Regions from separate parts of the Homo sapiens genome. Here region 1 is linked to region 2. Evidence: chromatin loops called from intact Hi-C (ENCODE). Cell type or tissue: K562. All regions are shown on one strand. Links, peaks and the distances in the headings refer to the core of each region. The heading gives the core; the rest is flanking DNA. Region 1 has its middle 90 kb from the start of SLC30A10. Region 2 holds the start of LOC105373475 (a long non-coding RNA gene).

The links. A loop is a pair of places that touch in the nucleus more often than their neighbours do. Peaks named below come from ENCODE experiments on the same cell type or tissue, not always from the same donor. Only the 100,000 strongest peaks of a DNase experiment are listed, where the experiment ranks them.
Region 1: it touches region 2 in a loop (2.3-fold over the local background); 6 of 110 quality-filtered maps call a loop at or near these places.

The regions. Positions count from the first base shown.
Region 1 is chr1:219,830,361-219,846,328 of GRCh38, forward strand. It overlaps a transcript of LOC105372926 not described here. Among named protein-coding and RNA genes, the nearest start is that of SLC30A10, 90 kb to the right of the region's middle. RefSeq lists enhancers at 2,634-3,579, 8,675-9,418 and a silencer at 5,053-5,253. In K562, for the core only: a CTCF peak has its summit at 7,570 (motif pointing right); a DNase peak (open chromatin) is centred at 7,571; H3K27me3 peaks cover 1,076 bases.
Region 2 is chr1:220,102,469-220,117,308 of GRCh38, forward strand. It overlaps IARS2 (isoleucyl-tRNA synthetase 2, mitochondrial), which reads left to right. Exons shown (of 23, transcript NM_018060.4): 6 at 27-136; 7 at 219-309; 8 at 979-1,094; 9 at 3,423-3,592; 10 at 4,593-4,683; 11 at 8,318-8,469; 12 at 11,846-12,006. LOC105373475 (a long non-coding RNA gene) reads right to left here and starts at 10,124. Exons shown (of 2, transcript XR_922613.3): 1 at 9,973-10,124; 2 at 9,109-9,652. RefSeq lists an enhancer at 12,205-12,374. In K562, for the core only: a CTCF peak has its summit at 10,870 (motif pointing right); a DNase peak (open chromatin) is centred at 10,893.

The sequences.
Region 1 (15,968 bases), core at 3,080-11,079, 280 kb before region 2:
TGTGTGTAGAGACTAGGTCTCACAATATTGCCTGGGCTGGTCTTGAACTCCTGGCCTCAATGGATCTTTCTGCCCCAGCCTCCCAAAGCGCTGGGATTACAGGCATAAGCCACCACACCAGGCCTCATTTGTCTCTTGCTCGTAGTATTAAATAGCCTCCTAATGGCTTCCTGCTTCCTTCTTATCTCCTCTGCAGTCCTTTCTCCACAAAGCAGCAAGAAGTATCTCTTTTTTAAATAAAATACTTGTGTGTGTATTTTATAAAAACACGTGGCCTTACATAATCTCAGCACAATTATCAAAATCAAGAAAATTAGCACTGATAGGATACTATTATCTAATCCCCAGTTGATAGTCATATGTAATTGATTGTCCCAATAATGTCCTTTAATAGCTCCCACCTACCCCAGTGCAAGATCCAGTTCTATATCACATCGTGTATTTATCTGTTATGGCTCTTTGTTCCCGTTTAATCTGAAATGATTCCTTAGCCAATTTTTTTGTTTCTTAGCCTGAATATTTATTTAAAAAAATATAAACCAGTTATTTTGGAGAAGGCTTCCCAGTCTGAATTTTTCTGATATTTCTCCATGATTAGGATTCAGGTAATGCCTTCTGGAGGGCAGAAAAACCATGAAAGAGATGTGGTGCCCTCAGTGCTTCCTTTCCAGAAGCACACAACGCTAGTTTGTCTATTTTTCGTCATATTAATGGTGATTCTTTATGAACATCTGACAATGTTCTTCAACCATAAGTACGTTCCTGCTTTCTCCCCCGTACTTCCTTTGCAGGTAAATACCTTAAGGTTATGCAAGTAACTGTTCAATCATCAAACTTTCAATCACTAGTTTTGGCATCCATTGATAATTTTCTAAATTCACTGTCCCTTCTACATTTATGAATTGGCAATACAATGTAAGGAGAAACATTTTTGTCCCTCCAATTTATTTATTTATTCACCCATTCATTCATTTACCTTAGTACAAACTCATAAACCTTAACTGAATTTATTGGTTTATAATCCCAATTTTATGCTAAAATTGGTCCAGATTTGGTAAATAAAACCTCTTTAAGCTAGTTGCTATGTCCTGTTTATTATTATTATTATTATTGTTATTATTATTATACTTTAAGCTCTGGGATACATGTGCAGAACGTGCAGGTTTGTTACATAGCTGCACACATGCCATGGTGGTTTGCTGCACCCATCAACCCGTCATCTACATTAGGTATTTCTCCTAATGCTATCCCTCCCCTACCCCCAACCCCAGATAGGCCTAAAACCATAAAAACCCTAGAAGAAAACCTGGGCAATACCATTCAGGACATAGGCATGGGCAAAGACTTCATGACTAAAACACCAAAAGCAATGGCAACAAAAGCAAAAATTGACAAATGGGATCTAATTAAACTAAAGAGCTTCTGCACAGCAAAAGTAACTATCATCAGAGTGAACAGACAACCTACAGAATGGGAGAGAAAATTTTTGCGATCTATCCATTTGACAATGGGCTAATATTCAGAATCTACAAGGAACTTAATTGAATTTACAAGAAAAAAACAAACAACCCCATAAAAAAGTGGGTGAAGGATATGAACAGACATTTCTCAAAAGAAGACATTTATGCGGCCAACAAACATATGAAAAAAAGCTCATCATCACTGGTCATTAGAGAAATGCAATTCAAAACCACAGTGAGATACCATCACATGCCAGTTAGAATGGCGATCATTAAAAGGTCAGGAAACAACAGATGCTGGAGAGGATGTGGAGAAATAGGAATGCTTTTACACTGTTGGTGGGAGTGTAAATTAGTTCAACCATTGTGGAAGACAGTGTGGCGATTCCTCAAGGATCTAAACCAGAAATACCTTTTGACCCAGCAATCAGATTACTGGGTATATACCCAAAGGATTATAAATCATTCTACTATAAAGACACATGCACACGTATGTTTACTGCAGCACTGTTCACAATAACAAAGACTTGGAACCAACCCAAATGCCTATCCATGATAGACTGGATAAAGAAAATGTGGCACGTATACAACATGGAATACTATGCAGCCATAAAAAAAGACGGGTTCATGTCCTTTGCAGGGACATGGATGAAGCTGGAAACTATGTTCTTTTTTTCAAAAAAAATGAACTTTTTATTTTGGAATAATTTTATATTTATAGAAAAGTTACAAAGATGGTAGAGAGCTCACATATACCCCTTACCCAACTTCTCCCACTATAACCATTTTACATTACCATGGCACTGTTCTCAAAACTAAGTAACCAGCAGTGGTACATTACTATTAACTACACTCCAGACTTTATTAAGGTTTACCACTTTTTCCACTAAGGCCCTTTCTCTGCTCCAGGATCCAAGGCAGTATGCCATGTTGCATTTTGTCCTCGTGTCATCTTAGTCTACTCTACTCTCACAGTTGTTCAGTCTTGCCTTGTATTTCATGACCTCAAAAGTTCTGAGAAGTACTGGTCAGGTAATTTTTAGAATATACCTCAATACAGGTTCATCATATGTTTTCATCATGATTCAACATGGATTATGGGATCTGGAAAAGAATACCACAGAGATGAGGTCCTCTCGTCATCATAGCAAAACAGGAAGTAGTGTGGTAGCAACATGACTTATTACTGGTGATGTTAAACTTGATCATTTTGGTTAAAGTAGTGTTTGCCAGTTTTCTCCACTGTAAAGTTACTATTTTCCCCTTTCTATATCTACTCACTGGAAATCAGTCACTATGTCCAGTTCACACTTTTGGAGAGTGAGGAGAGGGTAGATTATACACACATACTATCTGAAATTCTTCTGTAATGAAAATTTATTGCTCATCCTTCATTAATTTGATTATTCAATTATTTATGTATAGCAACATAGGCTTATGTACATTTATTTTATACTTGTGTTATAATTCAATGCTACATTTAAAAAAAAATTACTGTTTAAATTCTTCCAGTTTTGGCCCCCAGGAGCTCTTTCAGGTTAGTATGTCTGTCCCATGCATGCCTACATGCTTTTACTTTCTGAGCACTTCCTTATTTCCTGACACTACAAGACTCTCCAGGCTCATCTTGTATTTTTCGCACTCTTGCCCTAGAATCAGCCATGTCTCCAAAAAGCCCTGGCCCCTTTCACTGAAAAACAATCTTTAGAAAAAGCAAGATCTGAGTGTTCAGCGTGCTCATTGCTCCTGGGGTGGCACTGGCTCTAGACCAAGAAACTTCCTTTTAAACCATAAGCGAGAGAGGCATGGTGGTGAGAGATGAGGCTTGAACACCCACTGGGTTTTTGTTGTGCTGATCTCAGTAAGGACCAAAGCAGTAATTTACATTCTAGATCCTCTGGGAAAACAGAATAAATCCCACAGATGAGTTAGTTGGGAGAAAAACATGAACATAGGTGATGCAGTGCATGCCAGAATTGAGAGAACTAGATGAAAAAGGAGTGTGCAAGGACAGGCCTGGTGTATGCCTGTGCCCAGTGAAATTATAAATCGCATGCTCTTTGCACCCAAAAGTGTCCCCATTTGGACTACAAATTACCTGGTCAACTTAGAAACTGCCTTGAAGATGAGATTTGTGATAGCTGAGCCACTGATTAAGAATATTACAATGTTTTGCTGTGTCAAACAATGTAATCATTCCTTTGCACATTTTATAGAAATTTTTATAAAGATTTAAACCATATTTCAGTGTTTCTTGGATGTCAAATGTGCCTCCGTTAAATGTGCTTCTTTTCTCTTTGGCACCTAGCTGTCCTCCCCAGGCTAAGCCCTCCCTCCAAAGAGGAAAAGAGCTCCATCTGAAAAATCCATTTGCTACAAGAGATAGAAAGAAGTTATTTAGGCAGATAGTATGGGTAAGAGAGTCCTCAGCAGAATTTCCCTTTTAATGAAAAACAGCCTCAAACTCGTTTCTTTTCTAACAACTGCCTGAAAAATCGAGCTGCAGACATAGATACAAGCAAGCTAGAAGCTTGCACAGGTGAATGCTGGCAGCTGTGCCAATAGGAAAGGGCTACCTGAGAGCCAGGCATGTTCCACATGGAGGCTCTATCTTCCCTTTTCTTTGTCACCACGTGTACAGTAAGGAAACAGGCAACATGGCATCAGCCAGATAGAGAACCCATCTGCATAATAAAAGATTAGGGTGGGGTGGCCAGCTTTTTCATGCCCTATGCAAATGGCACATCTAGCCCTAACCAGTTTTTCGCACCCTATGCAAATGACACACCTGGTCCAACCAATCTTTTGTGCCCTATGTAAATCCAATACCACCTCCTCAAGCTCATCTATAAAACCTGATGTATTTCACAATGGACCAGAAAACCTGCTCGGGACCCCTCTCTCTGCAGGAGAGAGCTCTTCTCTTTCTTTCACCTATTAAACCTCTGCTCTTAACCTCACTGCTCGTGTGTCCGTATCTTTGATTTCTTTGGCGTGGGACACTGAACCTCGGGTATTACCCCAGATGAATGATGCTGCTTTGCATTGTTTCTATAGTCAATTGACCTCATCAATTGTGCTCAGTTTATAATCTCTGAACTTTTTCTACCTGAGGCCCTTTTGGTGTCCTAGGAGAAGATATGACAAATAGGAGGAAAGAAATTTAGAAATTTACCTTCTTTTTTTTTTTCTTCTTGAGACGGAGTCTTGCTCTGTCGCCAGGCTGGAGTGCAGTGGCGCAATCTCTTCTCACTGCAACCTCTGCCTCCCAGGTTCAAGCGATTCCCCTGCCTCAGCCTCCCAAGTAGCTGGGACTGCAGGCACATGCCACAATGCTCAGATAATTTTTTTGTATTTTTGTAGAGATGGGGTTTCACCTGTTGGCCGGGATGGTCTTGATCTCCTGGCCTCGTGATCTGCCCGCCTTGGCATCCCAAAGTGCTGGGATTACAGGCGTGAGCCACAGCGCCCAACCAACAAATTTACCTTCTAACCATCTTTTCTCGCTTACCCCATCCTCTTTCAGCTTGACCTGTATCTTGGGTAACATCTTAACCTTATGTCCACAGCTTCCTCCACTGTGTGTCCTCGCTTCACTTCAACACACCATCTTGAAGGACACAGGACACAGGTAGCATGGGAAGTAAGCTTCATGCAAGGATCTAGAGTTCAGATTTTGACATTTGAAACCACTACTGTTTATGCAGCAAGAAAAAGAAAAAGTTTTCTTCTTAGATTAAAAAAAAAAAAGGCAGAGCAAACTATACAGTGTAATTTGAAAACTCCAGCTGTCCACCCAACAAGAAAAAGGAGTCCAGTAATTCCTGGCAATGACAGAAATTTGGTGAATGTACATAGTGCTAAATTTGGAATCTAGCTGAACACTCATTTTTAAATTGGTTTTATGAAACAATGATTGCTCTAGAAAGTGTGGTCCTAGAAAATTTAATCAACTGCAAAAGAACCAATAGAGTTTGTGAAGGCTTGACAATTAAATCGTTTTAAATATTTAACTAAAAGGGTCTCCTGGTTTCTTTCAAAGTTGTACCAGCAAGGGTTACCTAAGTGCAAGCAAGCCCAGGTGACATTTTTATATTTCCAGGAAACTCTTGTGCCAGGATTCAGCCCTTAGAGAATGATCAAATCTTCATTAAAACTCCCAAAAGTAGGAATTGAGACCAGGAAATAAGACATTCTCACTCCACCAGTGTGTTTAGTGCCAGAGCTCAAACTGTGAGAGCTGCTCAGGAAAAGGTCTTAGACCTGGCAAAGGATGTGTTGTAAAAACCCACAGCCCCCATAGCGACCTGCCCCATTTCCTGCAGAAAGAGGCAAGGACCTGCCCAGAGCCAGAGGTCAGAAGGTAGCTGTGGAGTAGCCCTGCTCAAGTGGCCTCCTTAACCTGGTGTCCTGAGAATGTGGCTCAGAGCCAAGCCTGGGAAAATCTGGAGAGTCCATCTGAGGTTCAAGGTACAGTCCCTTCCTCTCACCACCTCCTTCTTTTGGGGGGCTGTGGTCGGGAGGGTGGTTTCAGGAAGCAGGGTCTTGCTCTGATACCCTGGCTGAGTGCAGGGGCACAATCACAGCCCACTGGGGCCTCAACTTCTTGGACTCAGGTGATCCTTCCACTTCAGAATCCCGAGTAGCTGGGACTACAGACATGCGCCACCCTGCCTGGCTAATTTTTTTATTTTTTGTAGAGATGTGGTCTCGCTATGTTGCCCAAACTGGTCTCCAACTCCTGGGTTCAAGTAGTCCTCCCACTTCAGCCTCCCGAAGTGCTGGGATTACAGGCATGAGCCATCTTACCCAGCCTCTTTCTTCAATCTCAGGACCAGGCTCTACCCTGGAGTGACTGTACCAATGGCAGGTATCAGAATCAATTTATTTTCATGCTTCACCTTTTCATGCTTCACCTGCCTATGTTCACAATTCAGAGCAATAATTCCAATGAGAGTTTCATCATCACCTCTCTATTTTTCACTGATGGTGTTGTCATTATTGGGGTTAGGGCAAAGTGGGGCATAATAGCAAAGACATGAATTCAACTTAAGTGTCCATCGACAGAGGATTGGATAAAGAAAATGTAGCATATATACACAAAAGAATATACACTGCCATAAAAGAGAACGAAATCACATCTTTTGCTGCAACATGGATGGACCTAGAGGTCATTACCGTAAGTAAAAACATCTCAGAAACAAAGCCAAATACCGCATGTTCTCACTTAAAAGTGGGTGCTAAATAACATGTACACATGGACGTAGAGTGTGCAATAATAGTCACTGGAGACTCAAAAGGGTGGAGAGGTGGGAGGGGTGAGGAATGAGAAATTAATTACTTGATGGGCATGACGTAGGTTATTTGGGTGATGGTTACACTAAAAGCTGAGACTTTACCATTGTGTAATATATCCATGTTAAAAAAAAAAACTGCACCTATACCCTTTAAATTTATACAAATTTTATAAGAAAGTGAAGAAGTAGAATTGTCAATGAGTGCCAATTGTTAATCAGGAGACTCTTGTTCTGATACTACTACAACTTACCATTGGATTTGAGAGATGTTGCTTAGATTCTTCAGGAGTCAGTTTTCCCATCTATAGAATGAGAGTCCGGAGCAGGTAAGTATAGTGTAATGGAAAGTCCACAACACTGAGTCACAATTCCTGGTGTGAAACCTAAAGCACCTAATTTAGCCTTCCTTTGCCTAACTCTCCTTTCATTTAAAATGGAGATAATAAGATCTGTGTTGTCTATTTTTCAGGGCTACTTTGAGGGTCAAATCATGTGAGAGTTCTTTAAAAACTTTTCAGCGATACATAAACATACAGCGTTACTCTAACTGTTGCTGCTTTACCATTGTCTTCTAAGTTCCCTTTACATTCTAAAATCATGATTTCAAAGTCTTTCAACATGAAATACTGTACCTGGCATTCCCTTAACTCTTTCATGGTCTTTCATGTATTCAGCCTTGGAATGTGATCTTAGAACAAATGAACCAAAGACAACACCAACATCCACCTCTGCTTTCTCGCTCTTTCAAGTTCTAACAGTCGAGAATGTGAATGCTCAGTTACTTAGAATAAAGATCGTCCAGTAGATGGTGCTGCTGTCTCTGAAAATGGACTGAGAAACCAAAGCGACTTCATCTTCCCTACTAAAAAGTTTGGAGAATACAGTTGAGGCCAGTCTATGGAGAGCCTTGAGTGGTAATCAAAGAGTGTTTGAGTTATTGTCTATTCAGTGTGAGGTCAGTCCACAGTGTGAGCCGAAAAAAAACAATGATGAAAGACATTAATTGGAAAAGTTAATTTGATAGAAAACTAAAGGATAGGATGTAGAAGACAGTGACCTGTTCAAGCGTGAAAAGACAGAAAGGCCTTGAGTTTCCAGAGTCTATAGACAAGTAATAAAATGCATAACAATAATAACAATAATTTAAGTAATATTAATTTTTAATAAGTTAATATCAACATAATTATTATTATGAAGCACTGTTCTAATCACTTTACATAATGTTAACTATTTAACCTTCACAATAAAGCTATGAAGGAGGAATTGTTATTATGCCCATATTATAGAGGAGTAAACTGAGGTTGAGTAACTTGCCCAGAGTCACTCAGCTCATACATGGACTTGAGCTGAGATTCATATCTAAGCAGTAGGCTCCAGAGTGTGTGCTCTGGTGACCTACACTAAAATGGCTTCATCTTTTACAGCCCCCATGGTAAACAGCAATAACATCGAACAAATCATCGAACAATAACATCCACTAAATGGATGATTAGAAAAGAGTAAGATGACAGTCCGGCCTTTCCCACCCTGAATTTAAGGTGAGGACAGGGTGTACCTCACTTAAACCAATGAAGTCATTTGGTCCATTCACTATCTTAATCAACATGGGATTCCCTTTTACAACTTTTCAGAATGGTTATTATAAGGTCGAAAATGAAAGGCAAGGTCATTTTCTCCTAAGACTTCATCTTTTCCTTACAACCAAATTGGCCTTTGTTTGTCAGGCTTAAAATCAAGGTGAAAGGTTCCTTCACTGCTTCCTCTGTGTATAAGAGATAGTGTTGGCTCCATATCTGTTCACCCATCCACCCATTTTTTAACATAGCCACATCTTGACTTCTTACAGGAACAAGGACAAGTTGGAGGTAGAGAGGGGAAAAATCTAGTGCATAGCATTTATTTTTGATGTAACAGTGTATTTTGTCATTTTTTCATTTGTATTTTCAAGTGCATCTCATTGCAAAGTGTTCAGGTCACTTTGCTCTTTGAAGGCTCTCTAATTGACATTAAATCCATAATGTATTGACGTAGAGTGAATTATAGGAACCTAACAGTAAGAGAAAGGAAAGAGGAGCCACTTATGAGTTGAACTGTCACGGAGCTGCTGTTCCTTCGGCACTACTGAATGCAAATTCTTGGTATGTTCCTAAGGATGCTAGACTTCCCAGTCTACAGAATTTGAGATCTTTCTGTTGAAAAATAAGAAATGTTGGGGGGGTGGCGCCAAGATGGCTGAATAGGAACAGCTCCCGTCTACAGCTCCCAGCTTGAGCGACACAGAAGACGGGTGATTTCTGCATTTCCATCTGAGGTACCGGGTTCATCTCACTAGGGAGTGCCAGACAGTGGGCGCAGGACAGTGGGTGCAGCACACCGTGCGCGAGACGAAGCAGGGCGAGGCATTGCCTCGCTCGGGTAGCGCAAGGGGTCAGGGAGTTCCCTTTCCTAGTCAAAGAAAGGGGTGACAGACGGCACCTGGAAAATCGGGTCACTCCCACCCTAATACCGCGCTTTTCCGACAGGCTTAAAAAATGGAGCACCACGAGATTATATCCCGCACCTGGCTTGGAGGGTTCTATGCCCACGGAATCTCGCTGATTGCTAGCACAGCAGTCTGAGATCAAACTGCAAGCCGGCAGCGAGGCTGAGGGAGGGGCGCCCGCCATTGCCCAGGATTGATTAGGTAAACAAAGCAGCGGGAAGCTCGAACTGGGTGGAGCCCACCACAGCTCAAGGAGGCCTGCCTGCATCTCTAGGCTACACCTCTGGGGGCAGGGCACAGACAAACAAAAAGACAGCAGTAACCTCTGCAGCCTTAAATGTCCCTGTCTGACAGCTTTGAAGAGAGCAGTGGTTCTCCCAGCACGCAGCTGGAGATCTGAGAACGGGCAGACTGCCTCCTCAAGTGGGTCCCTGACCCCTGACCCTTGAGCAGCCTAACTGGGAGGCACCCCGCAGTAGGGGCAGACTGACACCTCACACGGCCGGGTACTCCTCTGAGACAAAACTGCCAGAGGAATGATCAGACAGCAGCATTCACAGTTCACGAAAACCCGCTGTTCTGCAGCCACCGCTGCTGGTACCCAGGCACACACGGTCTGGAGTGGACCTCTAGCAAACTCCAACAGACCTGCAGCTGAGGGTCCTGTCTGTTAGAAGGAAAACTAACAAACAGAAAGGACATCTACACCAAAAACCCATCTGTACGTCACCATCATCAAAGAACAAAAGTAGATAAAATCACAAAGATGGGGAAAAAACAGAGCAGAAAAACTGGAAACTCTAAAAGGCAGAGCGCCTCTCCTCCTCCAAAGGAATGCAGCTCCTCACCAGCAACGGAACAAAGCTAGATGGAGAATGACTTTGATGAGCTGAGAGAAGAAGGCTTCAGATGATCAAACCACTCCGAGCTACGGGAGGAAATTCAAACCAAAGGCAAAGAAGTTGAAAACTTTGAAAAAAATTTAGACGAATGTATAACTAGAATAACCAATACAGAGAAGTGCTTAAAGGAGCTGATGGAGCTGAAAGCCAAGGCTCGAGAGCTACATGAAGAATGCAGAAGCCTCAGGAGCCAATGCGATCAACTGGAAGAAAGGGTATCAGTGATGGAAGATGAAATGAATGAAATGAAGCGAGAAGGGAAGTTTAGAGAAAAAAGAATAAAAAGAAACGAGCAAAGCCTCCAAGGAATATGGGACTATGTGAAAAGACCAAACCTACATCTGATTGGTGTACCTGAAAGTGACGGGGAGAATGGAATCAAGTTGGAAAACACCCTTCAGGATATTATCCAGGAGAACTTCCCCAATCTAGGAAGGCATGCCAACATTCAAATTCAGGAAATACAGAGAATGCCACAAAGATATTCCTCAAGAAGAGCAACTCCAAGACACATAATTGTCAGATTCACCAAAGTTGAAATGAAGGAAAAAATGTTAAGGGCAGCCAGAGAGAAAGGTCGGGTTACCCACAAAGGGAAGCCCATCAGACTAACAGTGGATCTCTCGGCAGAAACTCTACAACCCAGAAGAGAGTGGGGGCCAATATTCAACATTCTTAAAGAAAAGAATTTTCAACTCAGAATTTCATATCCAGCCAAACTAAGCTTCATAAGTGAAGGGGAAATAAAATACTTTACAGATAAGCAGATGCTGAGAGATTTTGTCACCACCAGGCCTGCCCTAAAAGAGCTCCTGAAGGAAGCACTAAACATGGAAAGGAACAACCGGTACCAGCCACTGCAAAATCATGCCAAATTGTAAAGACCATCAAGGCTAGGAAGAAACTGCATCAACTAACGAGCAAAATAACCAACTAACATCATAATGACAGGATCAAATTCACACATAACAATATTAACTTTAAATTGTAAGTGGACTAAATGCTCCAATTAAAAGACACAGACTGGCAAATTGGATAAAGAGTCAAGACCCATCAGTGTGCTGTATTCAGGAAACCCATCTCACGTGCAGAGACACACATAGGCTCAAAATAAAAGGATGGAGGAAGATCTACCAAGCAAATGAAAAACAAAAAAAGGCAGGGGTTGCAATCCTAGTCTCTGATAAAACAGACTTTAAACCAACAAAGATCAAAAGAGACAAAGAAGGCCATTACATAATGGTAAAGGGATCAATTCAACAAGAAGAGCTAACTATCCTAAATATATATGCACCCAATACAGGAGCACCCAGATTCATAAAGCAAGTCCTGAGTGACCTACAAAGAGACTTAGACTCCCACACCTTAATAATGGGAGACTTTGACACCCCACTGTCAACATTAGACAGATCAACGAGACAGAAAGTTAACAAGGATACCCAGGAATTGAACTCAGCTCTGCACCAAGTGGACCGAATAGACATCTACAGAGTTCTCCACCCCAAATCAACAGAATATACATTTTTTTCAGCACCACACCACACCTATTCCAAAATTGACCACATACTTGGAAGTAAAGCTCTCCTCATCAAATGTAAAAGATCAGAAATTATAACAAACTATCTCTCAGAACACAGTGCAATCAAACTAGAACTCAGGATTAAGAAACTCACTCAAAACCGCTCAACTACATGGAAACTGAACAACCTGCTCCTGAATGACTACCGGGTAAATAACGAAATGAAGGCAGAAATAAAGATGTTCTTTGAAACCAATGAGAACAAAGACACAACATACCAGAATCTCTGGGACACATTCAAAGCAGTGTGTAGAGGGAAATGTATAGCACTAAATGCCCACAAGAGAAACCAGGAAAGATCCAAAATTGACACCCTAACATCACAATTAAAAGAACTGGAAAAGCAAGAGCAAACACATTCAAAAGCTAGCAGAAGGCAAGAAATAACTAAAATCAGAGCAGAACTGAAGGAAATAGAGACACAAAAAACCCTTCAAAAAATTAATGACTCCAGGAGCTGGTTTTTTGAAAGGATCAACAAAATTGATAGACCGCTAGCCAGACTAATAAAGAAAAAAAGAGAGAAGAATCAAACTGACACAATAAAAAATGATAAAGGGGATATCACCACCGATCCCACAGAAATACAAACTACCATCAGAGAATATTACAAACACCTCTATGCAAATAAACTAGAAAATCTAGAAGAAATGGATAAATTCCTTGACACATACACCCTCCCAAGACTAAACCAGGAAGAAGTTGAATCTCTGAATAGACCAATAACAGGCTCTGAAATTGTGGCAATAATCATTAGCTTACCAACCAAAAAGAGTCCAGGACCAGATGGATTCACAGCCGAATTCTACCAGAGGTACAAAGAGGAACTGGTACCATTCCTTCTGAAACTATTCCAATCAATAGAAAAAGAGGGAATCCTCCCTAACTCATTTTATGAGGCCAGCATCATCCTGATACCAAAGCCGGGCAGAGACACAACCAAAAAAGAGAATTTTAGACCAACATCCTTGATGAACATTGATGCAAAAATCCTCAATAAAATACTGGTAAACCGAATCCAGCAGCACATCAAAAAGCTTATCCACCATGATCAAGTGGGCTTCATCCCTGGGATGCAAAGCTGGTTCAATATACACAAATCAATAAATGTAATCCAGCATATAAACAGAACCAAAGACAAAAACCACATGATTATCTCAATAGATGCAGAAAAGGCCTTTAACAAAATTCAGCAGCCCTTCATGCTAAAAACTCTCAATAAATTAGGTAGTGATGGGACGTATCTCAAAATAGTAAGAGCTATCTATGACAAACCCACAGCCAATATCATACTGAATGGGCAAAAACTGGAAGCATTCCCTTTGAAAACTGGCACAAGACAGGGATGCCCTCTCTCACCACTCCTGTTCAAACATAGTGTTGGAAGTTCTGGCCAGGGCGATTAGTCAGGAGAAGGAAATAAAGGGTATTCAATTAGGAAAAGAGGAAGTCAAATGGTCCCTGTTTGTAGATGACATGATTGTATATCTAGAAAACCCCATTGTCTCAGCCCAAAATCTCCTTAAGCTGATAAGCAACTTCAGCAAAGTCTCAGGATACAAAATCAATGTACAAAAATCACAAGCATTCTTATACACCAATAATAGACAAACAGATAGGCAGATCATGAGTGAACTCCCATTCACAATTGCTACAAAGAGAATAAAATACCTAGGAATCCAACTTACAAGGGACGTGAAGGACCTCTTCAAGGAGAACTACAAACCACTGCTCAATGAAATAAAAGAGGATACAAACAAATGGAAGAACATTCCATGCTCATGGGTAGGAAGAATCAGTATCATGAAAATGGCCATACTGCCCAAGGTAATTTATAGATTCAATGCCATCCCCATCAAGCTACCAATGACTTTCTTCACAGAATTGGAAAAAACTACTTTAAAGTTCATATGGAACCAAAAAAGAGCCTGCATCACCAAGTCAATCCTAAGCCAAAAGAACAAAGCTGGAGGCATCACACTACCTGACTTCAAACTATACTACAAGGCTACAGTAACCAAAACAGCACGATACTGGTACCAAAACAGAGATATAGATCAATGGAACAGAACAGAGCCCTCAGAAATAATGCCGCATATCTACAACTATCTGATTTTTGACAAACCTGACAAAAACAAGCAATGGGGAAAGGATTCCCTATTTAATAAATGGTGCTGGGAAAACTGGCTAGCCATATGTAGAAAGCTGAAACTGGATCCCTTCCTTACACCTTATACAAAAATTATTTCAAGATGGGTTAAAGACTTAAACGTTAGACCTAAAACCATAAAAACCCTAGAAGAAAACCATTCAGGACATAGGCATTACCATTCAGGACATAGGCATGGGCAAGGGCTTCATGTCTAAAACACCAAAAGCAATGGCAACAAAAGCCAAAATTGACAAATGGGATCTAATTAAACTAAAGAGCTTCTGCACAGCAAAAGAAACTACCATCAGATTGAACAGGCAACCTACAAAATGGGAGAAAATTTTCGCAACCTACTCATCTGACAAAGGGCTAATATCCAGAATCTACAATGAACTCAAACAAATTTACAAGAAAAAATCAAACAACTCCATCAAAAAGTGGGCAAAGGACATGAATGGACACTTCTCAAAAGAAGGCATTTTACATTTATGCAGCCAAAAAACACATGAAAAAATGCTTACCATCACTGGCCATCAGAGAAATGCAAATCAAAACCGCAATGAGATACCATCTCACACCAGTTAGAATGGCAATCATTAAAAAGTCAGGAAACAACAGGTGCTGGAGAGGATGTGGAGAAATAGGAACACTTTTACACTGTTGGTGGGACTGTAAACTAGTTCAACCATTGTGGAAGTTAGTGTGGCGATTCCTCAGGGATCTAGAACTAGAAATACCATTTGACCCAGCCATCCCATTACTGGGTATATACCCAAAGGACTATAAATCATGCTGCTATAAAGACACATGCACACGTATGTTTATTGCGGCACTATTCACAATAGCAAAGACTTGGGACCAACCCAAATGTCCAACAATGATAGACTGGATTAAGAAAATGTGGCACATATACACCATGGAATACTATGCAGCCATAAAAAATGATGAGTTCATGTCCTTTGTAGGGACATGGATGAAATTGGAAACCATCATTCTCAGTAAACTATCGCAAGTACAAAAAACCAAACACCGCATATTCTCACTCATAGGTGGGAATTGAACAATGAGAACACATGGACACGGGAAGGGGAACATCACACTCTGGGGACTGTTGTGGGGTGGGGTGAGGGGAGAGGGATAGCATTAGGAGATATACCTAATGCTAAATGACAAGTTAATGGGTGCAGCACACCAGCATGGCACATGTATACATATGTAACTAACCTGCACATTGTACACATGTACCCTAAAACTTAAAGTATAATAATAATAAAATAAAATAAAATAAAAAAGAAAAATAAGAAATGTTGTATATATTCAAATCATCTTAACATATCATTTCATTCAAATGCATGCTCTGAATGCATTGCTAGCTATTTAACCCTGGGAAAGATACTTACAGTCTTCTTCCCTCAGTTCCCTTGTCTATAAAATAAAACTGTCTAACTTGTAGGATAGTTTTTAAAAATAAATGAATTAATGCATGTAAAGCAGTTAAAACCATACCTGATACATAATAAGGGAACTGTAAATTTTAGCTCTATTTGTGTTACTTAATATCTCATTTGAGTCACATAACAACCTTATGAAATAAGATGGGTACACAGTATTATTTTAGTTTACAACTAGATTTCAGAAAGATTATGGGACTTTCCCACAATCATACAGCTAGTCAGTCTGAGAAAATTAGAAAAATGGCACTTGACATATAGTAAGTGCTCAACCAGTGTTTGCTGCTGTTGTCACTCTGATTTGGCAATGCTAAGTTCCAATTCCAGATTTTCTGACTCCAGTCCCAAATTAGTTTCTTTCTTTCATTTTTTTTTCTTTTTCCCTGCACTCAGGTTTCTATAGTGAATAGAATTATTCACTATAGAACTCAGAACTATTCAGTTTAGAACTGAAATACTAGCCAGACCTTGCAAGCAACACTATTACTTATAAGGTACTTCAATACCCAAGTTTTCCAAGTATTAACAAAATAAAATAAACTTGATGCCTCAAATTAAGACCAAGACTAAAAAAAATAGATCACACAAAAGTTATGCTCAGGAGGATTAGGAGGAAGATGGCAAATAAGAGACAGGGCTAATGTG
Region 2 (14,840 bases), core at 6,631-14,630:
TTATGTTTAATATTTTTAACCCTTAGGACTGCATTGGCTGAAGCAGAACTTGAATATAATCCTGAGCATGTCAGTCGTTCAATATATGTAAAATTTCCTCTCTTAAAGCCTTCTCCAAAATTGGCATCTCTTATAGGTAAGATTTATTCATAGCTTGAGTGTACCAAAGTTATAGAATTATCCCATTTGCTAACATATTTACAATTGTATTTTCACAGATGGTTCATCTCCTGTTAGTATTTTGGTCTGGACCACACAACCTTGGACGATTCCAGCCAATGAAGCTGTTTGCTATATGCCTGAATCAAAGTGGGTATATTATTGCATTTTTTGTTTTATACACAAATAGAATGTATTCCATTATTAACATTATTTTGAATTTATTTTATCCTGTTTATTATTGTAAAATTTAATGAATTATAACTTAGTTATTATGTTCATATAGATTTTATTAACCTTTAGGTGATCCTTTTTATGACCTTATCCAGCTTTTCGGGAAAATGAAATAGAAGTATAAGTTACAAAGTGTTTTGAAAATAGTACAGTTTGATCTTGAAGTCAGTTTTTTCTTTTTTCTTTTTTTTTTTGGAGACCGAGTTTTGCCTTTTGTTGCCCAGGCTGGAGTACAGTGGCATGATCTTGGCTCACCACAACCTCCACCTCCCGGGTTCAAGCAATTTTCCTGCCTCAGCCTCCCGAGTAGCTGGGATTATGGGATTACAGGCATGCGCCACCACGCCAGGCTAATTTTGTATTTTTAGTAGAGATGGGGTTTCTCTATGTTGGTGAGGCTGGTTGCAAACTCCCAACCTCAGGTGATCCACCTGCCTTGGCCTCCCAAAGTGCTGGGATTATAGACATGAGCCACCGCGCTGGCCTGAAGTCAGTTTTTTCTAAAATGATTATTTAAAAATTAAAATGATATCTGTGGCTTTTCTTGTTTCATTATTAGTAATTTCTCCTAAAATTTTATGTTAGGTATGCTGTTGTGAAATGTTCTAAGTCTGGAGACCTCTACGTACTGGCGGCAGATAAAGTAGCATCTGTTGCTTCTACTTTGGAAACAACATTTGAGACTATTTCAACACTTTCAGGTGAAGATTTTTAGATATCTGACAACATAGTCATCAAAGTATTGGGCTGACTTGAATTTACTACTTTGCTGAACTGCATATTTTGAATTGAAACAGATATGGCCTCTACCTTTCTAGAATACATTTTACATTGATTACACTAAAGGAGAATATACATTAAGCATGATAGGAGTATAGAAAAATATGAATATTGATAAATGTACAACAGGTAAAACTAATTTCTGGCAATATCCAGTAGTTACTTGGTAAAATTTTATGCAAAATTAATTTTTAAAATTGTTTTTATCTGTTTTAATAAAAGTAGCAAGAAAGGAAATGCATATACTTATTTTTCGATACATAATTTTAATAAAGGATTGAATAAGTTCTGAAAATTATTCAGAAAGCAGTTCTTCTATCAAAGGAATTTTATTTTATTTTATTTTTTAAAGAGACAGGGTCTCATGCTGTTGCCCACTGCTGGAATGCAGTGGTCCAGTCAGCTCATTGCAGCCTCAAACTCCCGGGCTCAAGCAATCCTCCTGCCCTGGCCACCCAAGTAGCTGGGACTATAGGCACATGCCACTGCACCCGGCTAATTTTGAAAAAATATTTTACAGAGATGAATTCTTGTTGTGTAGCCCAGACTGGTCTGGAATTCCTGGGCTCAAGTGATCTGCCTGCCTTGGCCTGCCAAAGTGCTGGGATTAAAGGCGTAAGCCACTGTGCCTAGCCCAAAATAATTCTTTGTGAGCTATAATTTGGGACTTTTGAGGTAGTGACTGCTTTGAAATATAATTATGGAAGTCTAGGGAAGTTTAAAATTAGCTTTTTGTTGTTGTTGTTCTTCATTTTGTTTTGAGACGTGGTCTTGCTCTGTTGCCCAGGCTGGAGTGCAGTGGTGCCATCTTGGCTCACTGCAGCCTCTGGATCCTAGGCTCAAGTGATCTTCCTGCCTCAGCCTCTTGAGTAGCTGGGACTACAAGTGTGTGCCACCATGCTGGACTAATTTTTAATTTTTTTGGTAGAGATGAGGTCTTGCTACATTGCCCAGGCTGGTCTTGAACTCCTGGCCTCAAGTGATCCTCCTGCTTTGGTCTTCCAAAGTGCTGGGATTATGGGCATGAGCCACTGTGCCTGGACTAAAATTCTATTTTATTTTATTTTATTTTTAAAGAGATGAGGTCTCACTATGTTGCCCAGGCAGATCTTGAACTCCTGAGCTCAAGTGTTCCTCCTGCCTCTGCCTCCCAAAGTGGTAGGATTATAGACGTGAGCCACCATGCCTGGGCTAAAATTATCTTTGATCCTTAGGTATGATATATCTTTTAATTTCTTGCTAAAAAATCTATCACATGAATAAAGATACAAAAACTGCCTAGAAAGACTGCCTAGCTAAATAGGAAAGCCCTCTAAATTAATCAGTTCAGATACAAGCCAATGAGAAGTTTAAACAACCTTAACAAAAATAAAAAGATTTTTATGTCAGAGGCAGGAAAGGAGCTTAAGAATTTTGAAGACCATTTGGTCCTCTTTGGTGCAATAGGGTAATAAAAATAAAAACCAAGATAATAATTTACTTCACACCCTCTCTCACTGTGTTGCCCAGGCTTGTTTCAAACTCCTGGGCTCAAGCAATCTTCCTGCCACAGCCTCCCAAAGTGCTGCAATTACAGACATGAGCTACTGCACCCAGCCCCCTGCTCTTTTATAAATGCAGAGGATATTAAAGACTTCATTGTCAAGTTATACATTATCATAGAAGCTAAAAATCACAAGATTTTTGAAAGTGTTAAGGTTGAATTTAAAGATCTTTTGTCTAGATAGCATAATTGTTTCAAATTCTTACTATCAGATAATTATTGAGTTGCTATTTGAGTCACCATATTGTGGAGGAGTATATATATTATCCCTGTCAAAATAAGCTGGTGTCACGTAGCTACTACTTATTAAAGTAGTAGGAATGTTGAAGAGCTAAAAATGAAGTAATTTGTATGGGGTAGGTTTTCTTTCCGGAAAAAAATGAATTATTTCTTATCAATTACTTAGAGATCATTTTGGGAGGGTGGTGAGGGAGAATATTAAGTGGTAGATGCAGTAAGTATCAAAACACTTAAACTACATTAACTCTGTTTATTCTCACAGAAACCCTCTGAGGTGGGAACCATAATTATCTGCATTTTATAGATTATAGAAGGTCACAGAACAAGTTAAAGGGGAAGCTGGAATTTAAGCCTAGCCAGTATTGTTCTAGATTCTGCACATTTAACCTGATACTCTATTGCTAAGCTTAAGGAGATAGATTTGCCATATAAAATGATTCTTAATAGTGGTTTTCTTTCCCCACAGGTGTAGATTTGGAAAATGGTACTTGCAGTCATCCATTAATTCCTGATAAAGCCTCTCCTCTTTTACCTGCAAATCATGTGACCATGGCAAAAGGAACGGGATTGGTTCACACAGCCCCAGCTCATGGTATGGAAGACTACGGTGTAGCGTCTCAGCACAACCTGCCCATGGTACTGTTCCTCTTTTATCATTTTTAATTATTCATCTTAATAAAAGGAAATGATAAATTCTAACCAACATCTTCATTTTTTAAAAATGATGACTTTTGTCATCATAATTGTGAAATGCTCAGGTTTGTGTAGTACTCTAAAGTTTCATTAATTCGTACTAATTGAAAAAGATTTCCCAGAATTAATAGAAAATTAGCACTTTAGAATTGAAGAATATATATCATGGGGCACTTTTAAAATACTTTTTTTCTAGTATCAAGTCACATAGACAAATTACTTTTATTCCCTGAAAAAGCCTGTTTGTTTTAGCTAAACAGTCCTTTCTACATTTACTTTACATACTTCAGTTACTTAGCAAGTATTTCCGTTTAGTTAAAAGGTGAGTCAGAAAGGGAACAACTGTGTATATAGGCATAGATTTGGAAACAATAGAGACCACTCAAAGATGTTTTAATATATTTTGTTACTTTTGTTATTAAAGTTTATGGATATGCTTCAATAACACATTTTGGCTTTGGTGATTTAAATGTATAAAATTCACAAATTCCTATTTCCTTTTCTTTTCTTTTCTTTTTTTTTTTTTTTGAGAGGGAGTCTTGCTCTGTCGCCCAGGCTGGAGTGCAGTGGTGTGGTATGATCTCGGCTCACTGCAACCTCTACCTCCAGGGTTCAAGCGATTCTCCTGCCTCAGCCTCCCGAGTAGCTGGGACTACAGGTGCACACCACCATGCCTGGCTAATTTTTGTATTTTTAGTGGAAGTGGGTTTCACCATGTTGGCCAGGCTAGTCTCAAATTCCTGACCTCAAGTGATCTGCCCACCTCGACCTCCCAAAGTGCTGGGATTATAGGCCTGAGTGCCGCGCCCGGCCAAGTACCTAGAATTTCAATGTAGAAAAAGACCAGGCTATACTGAGATGTTTTTATATATATTGTTTTGCCAGATATTGTCATAAGAGAAAATGTCTTGATATTTTAATTGTTCAAAATGATACTTTATAGGATTGTCTAGTGGACGAAGATGGAGTTTTCACAGATGTTGCAGGTCCTGAACTTCAAAACAAGGCTGTCCTTGAAGAGGGAACTGATGTGGGTGAGCATCATATCTGTTGATATCATACATGTTTTCTGAAAAGTAGGTAGCAGTAACCTTTGCTACCTATTTTCCCTCCTTATACTTTAACAGAAACAAAAAAATAAATTATGTCTTGTTTTGCCATATGTTTTAAAATGGAGTTTGGGACTTTTTCATCTTTTGCTTTGAAGCTGCTTTATTTAAGCAAGTCAGGGCAGTCAACAGGGAGTGAAGTTATTTTAGGGCTATGGAGATAATAATCAGCAGTATTACTTTTGTGGAAGGATACAATCAAGATCAGGGCTGGATGTTGACTGTAAATTACACATTCCCTACTCACTTTTTAACCCTTGTAAATAACTGACCTATATGGCATGATTTATGTATTAGAATCTTGGGAATCCTCCAGCCTTGAATTGTCTTTCTGTCTTCCTTTACAGATTCAGAGACCAAGTGCTATGAAAACCTTTCTTTGCCCACACTAAGACTAAGGCTATTTAGACCTGATATATTACTTTTCTAGGGCTACTGTAAAAAATCACCGTAAACTTGGTAGTTTGAAACAACAGAAATTTATTCTCTCAAGTGCTGGAAGCTAGAAGTCTAAATTCATCGTACTGGCAGGACCATGTTTTCCTGAAGGTTTTATGGGAGAATCCTTACTTGCCTCTTTCTAGCTTTTGGTGGCTCCTGGAAATCCTTGGCATTCCTTGGTTTATAACTGCGTTACTCCACTCTCTGCCTGTCTTGTCACATGGCCTTCTTTAGATCTTACTTGTTTTTTCGAGACAATCTCACTTTCTCACTCAGGTTGATGTGCAGTGGCATGCTTTCAGCTCACTGCCACCTCTGTGTCCTGGGTTCAAGTGATTCTTGTGCCTTAGCCTCCTGAGCAGATGGGATTACAGGCATACACCACCACACCCAGCTAATTTTTTTTTTTTTGAGACACAGTCTCACTCTGTTGCCCAGGCTGGAGTGCAGTGGTGTGATCTCAGCTCACTGCAACCTCTGCCTCCTGGGTTCAAGCAATTCTCTTGCCTCAGCCTCCCAAGTAGCTGGGATTACAGGATACACACCACTACTCCTGGCTAATTTTTGTATTTTTAGTAGAGATGGGGTTTCACCATGTTGGCCAGGCTGGTCTTGAACTCCTGACCTCAGGTGATCTGCCCACCTTAGCCTCCCAAAGTGCTGGAATTACAGGCGTGAGCCCTCACTGTGTCAGGCCATAATTTTTTTATTTTTTATTTTATTTTTATTTTTTTTTTAAGACGGAGTCTCGCTCTGTTGCCCAGGCTGGAGTACAGTGGCACGATCTTGGCTCACTGCAAGCTCTGCCTCCTGGGTTCATGGGTTCTCCTGCCTCAGTCTCTCGAGTAGCTGGGACTACAGGCGCCTGCCACCATGCCCAGCTAATTTTTTGTATTTTTAGTAGAGATGGGGTTTCACCATATTAGCCAGGACGGTCTCGATCTCCTGACCTCGTGATCCACCTGCCTTGGCCTCCCAAAATGCTGGGTTTACAGGCATGAGCCACCGCACCCGGCCTATTTTTTATTTTTAATAGAGACAGGGTTTCACCATGTTGGCCAGGCTGGTCTCAAACTCCCAGCCCCAAGTGATCCACCTGCCTAGGCCTCCCAAAGTGTTGGGATTATAGGTGTGAGCCACCGTACCCAGCCACCTTCTTTAGGTCTTAAATGTCTCTCTGTGAATCCTCTTTTTTTTTTTTTTTTTTTTTTTTTTATTGGAGGGACTGGTTCTTTATTTCAAAAAGACACTTGTCAATATTCAGTATCAAAGCAGGTGGACTATTGATTTCTGTTTCTCCCAATCGGCCCCAAAGAGACTATATCAAAGGACAGTACGTTTTAAGCCAGTATGCTGCAGGATGTACACCTGACAGACTTTACAGAAACCTTATCGGAAAGTGGGGATTGGGTAGGGAAAGAAACTTTAAAAGATCAGCAAACTGCCAGCCCGGCCAGGCACGGTGGCTCACCCCTGTAATCCCAGCGCTTTGGGAGGCTGAAGCGGACATATCACGAGGTCAGGAGTTCGAGACCTGCCTGGCCAACATGGTGAAACCCTGTGTCTACTAAAAATACAAAAAATTAGCCAGGTGTGGTGGTAGGTGCCTGTAATCCCAGCTACTCTGGAGGGTGAGGCAGGAGAATCACTTGAACCTGGGAGGCAGAGGTTGCAGTGAGCTGAGACTGCACCACTGCACTCCATCCTGGGCAACAGAGCGAGAGTCCATCTCAAAAAAAAAAAAAAAATCTGCCAGCTCACAGACTGTAGAGGGCTGTCACAGTCAAACTGGGTGGCCAGGGTGCCACCCAAAGAAGCAAAGTTTCAAAATAATACAAAAATTTAAAAAAGTTTTGTACATAAGCTATTTAAGATTTCTCTAGCATTAACTGATATTAAGCACAATGAGATGGCACTTTTAGAGACAGCAGCTTCAAACCCAGAAAAGGGTAATGAGATGAGTTTCACATGGCTGAATCAGTGGCAAAAACATAATCTTCTTTCTATCCTCCTCTAAGAACACCAGTGCTCCCTAATGCAGTGTGACCTCATCTAAACTTGATTACATCTGCAGAGGCCTGATTCCCAAGTAAGGTCACATTCACTAGTGCTGGGGGTTAGATCTTCTTGGGGACACAGTTCAACCCACTACACCTGGTTTCCTCCAGATTACCTGGAGACCATTTTAAGATTCATGGCATGAAAGATTATGGATCTAAACTTCAAATGTAGAATTCTAGATATAATCTGTTCATCTTTTCTTTGACGTGAAAAGAGGTAGAAGTGGCATAATTTGGAGTCTGATTAAGATTTTACAGTCCGTGCTTTTTTTTGCCAGGAGAATCCCAGAGCACGCCTTTGATACCTGGAAGGTGACTACTCTTTTTTATTTTATTTTTTTTTGTGAGACAGAGTCTCGCTTTGTTGCCCAGGCTGGAGTGCAGTGGCACAATCTCGGTTCACTACAGCCTCCGCTTTAGCTTAGGTTCAAATGATTCTCCCACCTCAGCCTCCCAAGTAGCTGGGATTACAGGCTCACACCACTGTGCCCTGCTAATTTTTTTGTATTTTTAATAGAGATGGGGTTTCACCATGCAGGCCAGGCTGGTCTTGAATTCCTGACCTCAAGTGATCCTCTCGTCTCTGCCTCCCAAACTGTTGGGATTACAGGCGTGAGCAACCACGCCCAGCCAAGTTGACTACTCTTTTATTTTTTGAGACGGAGTCTCGCTCTGTCACCCAGGCTGGAGTGCAGTGGCACGATCTCGGCTCACTGCAACCTCTGCCTCCCAGGTTCAAGCGATTCTCCTGCCTCAGCCTCCTGAGTAGCTGGGATTATGGGCACACACCACCATGCCCGGCTGATTTTTGCATTTTTAGTAGAGACGAGGTTTCACCATGTTGGTCAGGCTGGTCTCGAACTCCTGACCTCGTGATTTGCCTGCCTCAGCCTCGCAAAGTGCTGGGATTACAGGTGTGAGCCACTGTGGCTGGCAAGGTGACTACTCTTATTGCCACCTGTTGCTGCAGATTTAGTATTTTCTGGAAGTTTAGAGCATTTTTAGGATTTTCACAGTACTTTTTAATTATGTCTAATTTGGTGTTTTTTTTTTTAAAGTTATAAAGATGCTTCAGACTGCAAAGAATTTGTTGAAAGAGGAGAAATTGGTGCATAGCTATCCGTATGACTGGAGGACCAAGAAACCTGTGGTTATTCGTGCCAGCAAGCAGTGGTTTATAAACATCACGGATATTAAGACTGCAGCCAAGGTATAAAAAGCATCCTGTTTTAACAGGTCGGGCATATCATTCCCTCAGTATAAAGGGGCTGCATGTGAGGTTGAGGTGGGGTTTCAGGAGTAATAGGGATTGCTGCTATTATGATTTAGTTTCATAACATTGTAGAATTTTAGATCTGGAAGGACCTTGGACTTCCATTTTTTCATTATACATGTGTGAGAAATGAGGCATAAAGAGGTTGAGTGATTTGTCCACATCACACTGTTAGTAGATAGACTTTCTTGCCCAGTGTAGTCAAAGTTGCATAGAATTTGGACAGAACTGTGTTACCTAGTTTAACCTCCCACTGCCTCTGTTTCCTCATCTATATAAAGTGGTAATAATGCGTATCTCATGGAGTAAGGAAATTCGAGTTTCCAGAATATGGTCTGATACATAATAAGCAGTCAGTAAAACTTTTTTAAACCCTTTGCTTCCTTAAGATTGAAATTACAATCAATTAAAAAAGTTACTGTTCTGCTTACAAAGGAAGCATATTAAAAAGAAAAACTAACAATATGAAAAATATACAAAGTTGTTGCTTTGGAGCTAACAAATACTTATAATTGGTATTTAAATACTTAATATATATTTGAGCCCTTTCATTTAATATGTATCTTTCTATATGGGTATATATATATATATATATATATGTGTGTGTGTGTGTGTGTGTGTGTGTAAACATCTCTCACAACTTGATTCTATTTAATGAAAGAGCTTAAATATATATGTGTTAACCAGGTTGAATATATAGATATTTTGCTTTACAGTTTGAAAGATACTACTGTATTTAGCTGGTTCATTTATTGGCCTGGCAATTTGGGGTCCTTGCCAAAGCTTTTTATAGCAGTTTATACTTTCTATACTTGTGTAATGTGGACAACTATAATATATAGTGCATTTTGGTTTTTTCTTCATTTAAAGCCTCTCTTCCTTATTTGTCAATGTTAAAATTTGTAAATTGCAGCTCTGCACCGATTTTTGGTTGTAGAACATCTAAGTCTGACGCAATATATTTAAGCCAAGTTTTTTTTTTAACTTTTTTGTAAAGTTAAAAATTGTTCTTTGTAGAAGTAGTGAGAATAGGATAATGTATTGTCGTATTCCCATCACTCAGTTTCAACAATAATCAACTTTTGGTTAATTTTGTTTTTATCTACACCCCTCCGACCACCTACTTTTTTTTTTTTTTTTTTTTTGAGACGGAGTCTCGCTCTGTCGCCCAGGTCGGACTGCGGACTGCAGTGGCGCAATCTCGGCTCACTGCAAGCTCCGCTTCCCGGGTTCACGCCATTCTCCTGCCTCAGCCTCCCGAGTAGCTGGGACTACAGGCGCCCGCCACCGCGCCCGGCTAATTTTTTGTATTTTTAGTAGAGACGGGGTTTCACCTTGTTAGCCAGGATGGTCTCGATCTCCTGACCTCATGATCCACCCGCCTCGGCCTCCCAAAGTGCTGGGATTACAGGCGTGAGCCACCGCGCCCGGCCCGACCACCTACTTTTTACCCCTTAACAATTGGATTATTTTAAAGCAAATTCCAGGCACTATTTCTTCCATATTATATATTGTCCCGGCGATATTTTAGCACATATATTTGAAAGATAAGCTCTTTTTTTTTTTTTTTTTTTTTGAAACAGGGTCTTGCTCTGTCACCCAGGCTGGAGTGCAGTGGTGTGATCTCAGCTCACTGCAACCTCCACCTCCTGGACTCAACCTATCCTCCCACGTCAGCCTCCTGAGTAACTGGGACTACAGGCCTGTGCCACCACATCTGGCTAATTTTTGTATTTTTTCTAGAGATAGGGTTTTGTCAAGTTGCCCCGGTTGGTGTCGAACTCCTGAGCTCAAGCAGTCTGCCTGCTTCGGCCTCTCAGAGTGCTGTAATTACAGGTGTCAGCCAAAGATAAACTCTGTATTTATTTATTTATTTTCTTGAGATGGAGTTTCACTCTTGTTGCCCAGGCTGGAGTGCAGTGATGTGATCTTGGCTCACAGCAGCCTCCACCTCCTGGGTTCAAGCAATTCCCTGCCTAAGCCTTCTGATTAGCTGGAATTATAGGCATGCACCACCATGCCCGGCTAATTTTTTTGTATTTTTGGTAGAGACGGAGTTTCTCCATGTTGGCCAGGCTGGTCTTGAACTCCTGAGCTCGGGTGATCCGCCCTCCTCAGCCTCCCAAAGTGCTGGGATTACAGACGTGAGCCACCATGCTCGGCCAAACTCTTTAAAGCATAATTCCCATGCCATTATCACCACCTTTAAAAAGTAATAGTTATTCCTTAGCAAAATCAAATATCTATTCAATATTCACATTTCTTAGACTTTTAAACCAAGTATGGTATTAATCAAATTGATTTGTAGAGATTTTGCCATTCTGCCAATAGGTGGTGCTACAGAGAGCTTTGTGGGAGGGGACTTCTGGTAGTTACGGTGAGTGAGGAAACCATTTAAACCTTCTTTGAAAATGTAAAAATGCTTTTATTAATGGATAGAAAGATTTTTTAAAATGAAGTTAACATTTTGACCTTTTTGGAGACTATTAGTAAACATTTTTGCTATACAGTTAATCTTTTGCTAGTTGACAAATTAAATCAAATGGTAGCAGTTTTCAACCTTATTTTGGGAATGGAGGAAGGGAGCTTTCTTGAGAGGAAGTAACTGTTAGCCATTTGTCGATAGATATATATATATAGAGAGAGAGAGAGATTTATTTTAGAGACAGGCTCTTGCTCTGTCGCCCAGGTTGGAGTGCACTGCCATGCTCATAGCTCACTGCAACCTTGAACTCTTGGGCTCAAGTGATCCTCCCACCTCAGCCTACCAAAATGCTGGGATTACAGGTTTGAACCACATACTTGGGCTTATTTTGAGAAAGTGTTTTCTGTGTTGTAAACTATATTATGTAAAATTAGGTATATCGCAATCTTTTTTTGGCAGTCTACGATAGTAATTTATTTTTTAAGCATTTTAAAAAATGGTGGAAATCAAGTTTGAATTGATTTTAACTATAGTTTAGTGAAGTATAATAGTTCTATGAAAGCTTTTATTACCAGTTTTGATCTAGGGTTGGTGTAAATTAGAAATTGGTATGAAATCTTTTGTAACATTGTTAAAAAATGCAACAATGCTCCTGATATTATCACTGCTCCCGATATTATTTATTAAGTTCTTCGCGGCTCCATTTTTACTTTGCCTTATTTGCTCTGAAATCTTTTAGTTCTTTAGTTGTTTTTTTGAGGGGAGGGTAAGGGAGGTATGTGAATGGCTACAAACATCCAAAAGAAACAAATGCATTTGGAAAATTGACTGTTCTAGAATACTTGTTCTGCTTTCTCTCACAAGACTTGATTTATGAATTAATTGCAGGAATTGTTAAAAAAGGTGAAATTTATTCCTGGATCAGCACTGAATGGCATGGTTGAAATGATGGACAGGCGGCCATATTGGTGTATATCAAGGCAAAGAGTTTGGGGTGTTCCAATTCCTGTGTTTCATCATAAGACCAAGGATGAATACTTGATCAACAGGTAGAATGCTTTCTAAAATTTTTTAGTGTTTTAAAGTGAAATATTTTTTCTTCAAAAATTGAAAAATAATGTGGATGATTAAGAACCGTTTATATATGTTAAATAAAATATGCTAAAATAGTCTTTTGGGGGACTAAAATATAAGTTCAAAACAATTCTATCATACAGTTAAAATATTAACTAGATTTTCTTAAATATTGATACTTAGAAGTAAAGTCTCTGACTTTTTTTCTATGAGAATTTATTGGGCTGTATTAAGGTATCATGGATCCAAAGATGGACAGTGTTTAGCAGGGGAGCCTGAAATGTATTTTTTCTAAAGGAATGAAGAGAATCACTCTCACATTCTGAGTCTGCTTTCCTTTTCAGTGGAAATGGGATTATGTAATTGTGTAGATACTTAAAATTTAAGAAATTGTAGTTAAATGCACATGATTACACTGATGATTATATTCCCAGTTTTTCCCTTTTTTTTTTTTTGAGTTGGAAAGGTAATAGATGGACATAGTGAACAATTCATAGTAGAAAAGCTTGTACACTGAAAAGTAGGCTTTTTCCTACTCCAGGTATCCAGAACCTTTTTTTGAGGCAGTCATTGTTTACAGCTGTTTCTGAATCTTTCCAGAAAAAATGAATTCTTCTGTCAGCACATACATATGTTTATACAAAAGAGAGTATCTCTATCTTCTGCTCTGTGCCTAGATTTTTTTCACTTTATGTGTTATGATTTATTCCAAATCACTACACATAGATCAGCCTCATTCTTAAGCTTTATTAAAGCATACTTTACATACTATAAAATTCATGGCCAGGTGCGGTGGCTCACGCCTGTAATCCCAGCCCTTTGGGAGGCCGAGGCTGGTGTATCATGAGGTCAGGAGTTCAAGACCAGCCTGGCCAAGATGGTGAAACTCCATCTCTACCGAAAATACAAAAATTAGCCAGGCATGGTGGCGCGGGCCTGTAATCTCAGCTACTCCGAAGGCTCAGGCAGAGAACTGCTTGAACCTGGGAGGCAGAGGTTGCAGTGAGCCAAGATCGTGCCACTGGACTCCAGCCTGGGTGACAGAGTGAGACTCTATCTCAAAAAAATTAAAAAAGAAAAATTCATTTATTATAAGTGATTTATAGTAAATTTGTTAAGTTTTACAGCCACTATCATAATTGTGTCTTAGAATAATTCTTTTATCCCGAACAGCTCCCTTTTGTGCTTTTCGAAAGAGAAGTTGCTTGGAAATCTGTGAGCTTTGGAGAATGGCAACTGAATTTGAACCCAGGCTTTGCCATTCACTGTGTGTGAGACTGAGGAATTTACTTAGCCTCTGGCTCCTCTATAAAATAGGAAAAGCAATGGTTGCAGGTAGACTGTTATGAATACTAAATAATAAATGCAAACTACTTGGTGTAAAGCACAGTATTCCATAGATGATGAGCTATTCATGTATTCACTTAAGAAACATTGTTATGTGGGCACAGTGGCTCATGCCTGTAATCCCAGCACTTTGGGAGGCCAAGGCGGCAGGATTGCTTGAAGCCAGCTGTTCAAGATTACAGTGAGACCCCATCTCTACAGAAAAATTTAAAAATTAGCTGGTGTGGTAGTGTGGGCCTGTAGTCCCAGCGACTTGGGAGGCTAAGGCGAGAGGATCGCTCAAGTCCAGGAGTTTGAGGTTATAGTGAGCTATGATCATGCCAATGCACTCCAGCCTGGATGACAGAGCAAGACACTGTCTCTTCAGAACGAAACAAAACAGAACACATTGTCAAGCACTTAGTACGTGTCAGTGCTAGGAACTGCTAGTTGCTACAGTGAACAAGACTGACATGGCCCCTGTTTTTAATGAGATAATAGTCTAGCTAGTTTATCTTCTAGTAATATTAGGGAGGCTTTGAGTGTTGTTGCTGTTTTTCACAGATGTGGAGAGGGGAATGTTAATTCTTCCTTTTAGGAACACATTCCAGATTTTCATTTTCTTTGAGCAATTTTTTTTAATTTGGTGAATGGAATTTTTTCTAAATTATGCTATTAAGAAGTTTAAACTTTTAAGTAGACTTGAGGAGTAAGAGTATGTTTTAGGAAAAGAAAGTAGAGGCTAGAGACTGGAAAGTCATTGGAAAGCTATTTCAATATTATTATAAGTTGGATCTGAGGTAAGACTTTAGGAATAATCTAAATATTGTTGCTGTGGTGTTCTTACAGAGCTTGGTCAGATGTAAACTACTAATATCTTAATACTTACATTAAGAATTAATGTAAATTCTGTCCAGTTCAGATTATTTTATTTTATTTTTGATACAGTCTCACTCTGTCACCCAGGCTGGAGTGCAGTGATGTGATCTTGGCTCACTACAACCTCCACCTCCCAGGTTCAAGTGATTCTCCCTCCTCAGCCTCCTGAGTAGCTGGGACTACAGGCACGCGCCACTGACTTGGCTAATTCTTGTATTTTTAGTAGAGATGGGCTCTTGCCACGTTGACGAGGCTGGTCTCGAACTCCTGGCCACAAAGGATCCATCCACCTCTGCCTCCCAGAGTGCTGAGATTACAGGCATGAGCTACCATGCCCAGCCTCAGACTTAGTTTAAAAGAAAAAGAATTAAAGTGATTATACCTGAGACGAGTTTCCACAAACATTTGTTTAAAATTTCACACTGGAAAGTTTTTTTTTTTTTTGGAAAGTTTTATAAGCCATGTCATTGTCTCCTCTTCTTTTTTTTTTTTTTTTTTTTTTTTGAGATGGAGTTTCACTCTTGTTTCCTAGGCTGGAGTGTAGTGGCACGATCTCAGCTCACTGCAATCTCCGCCTCCCAGGTTCAAGTGATTCTCCTGCCTC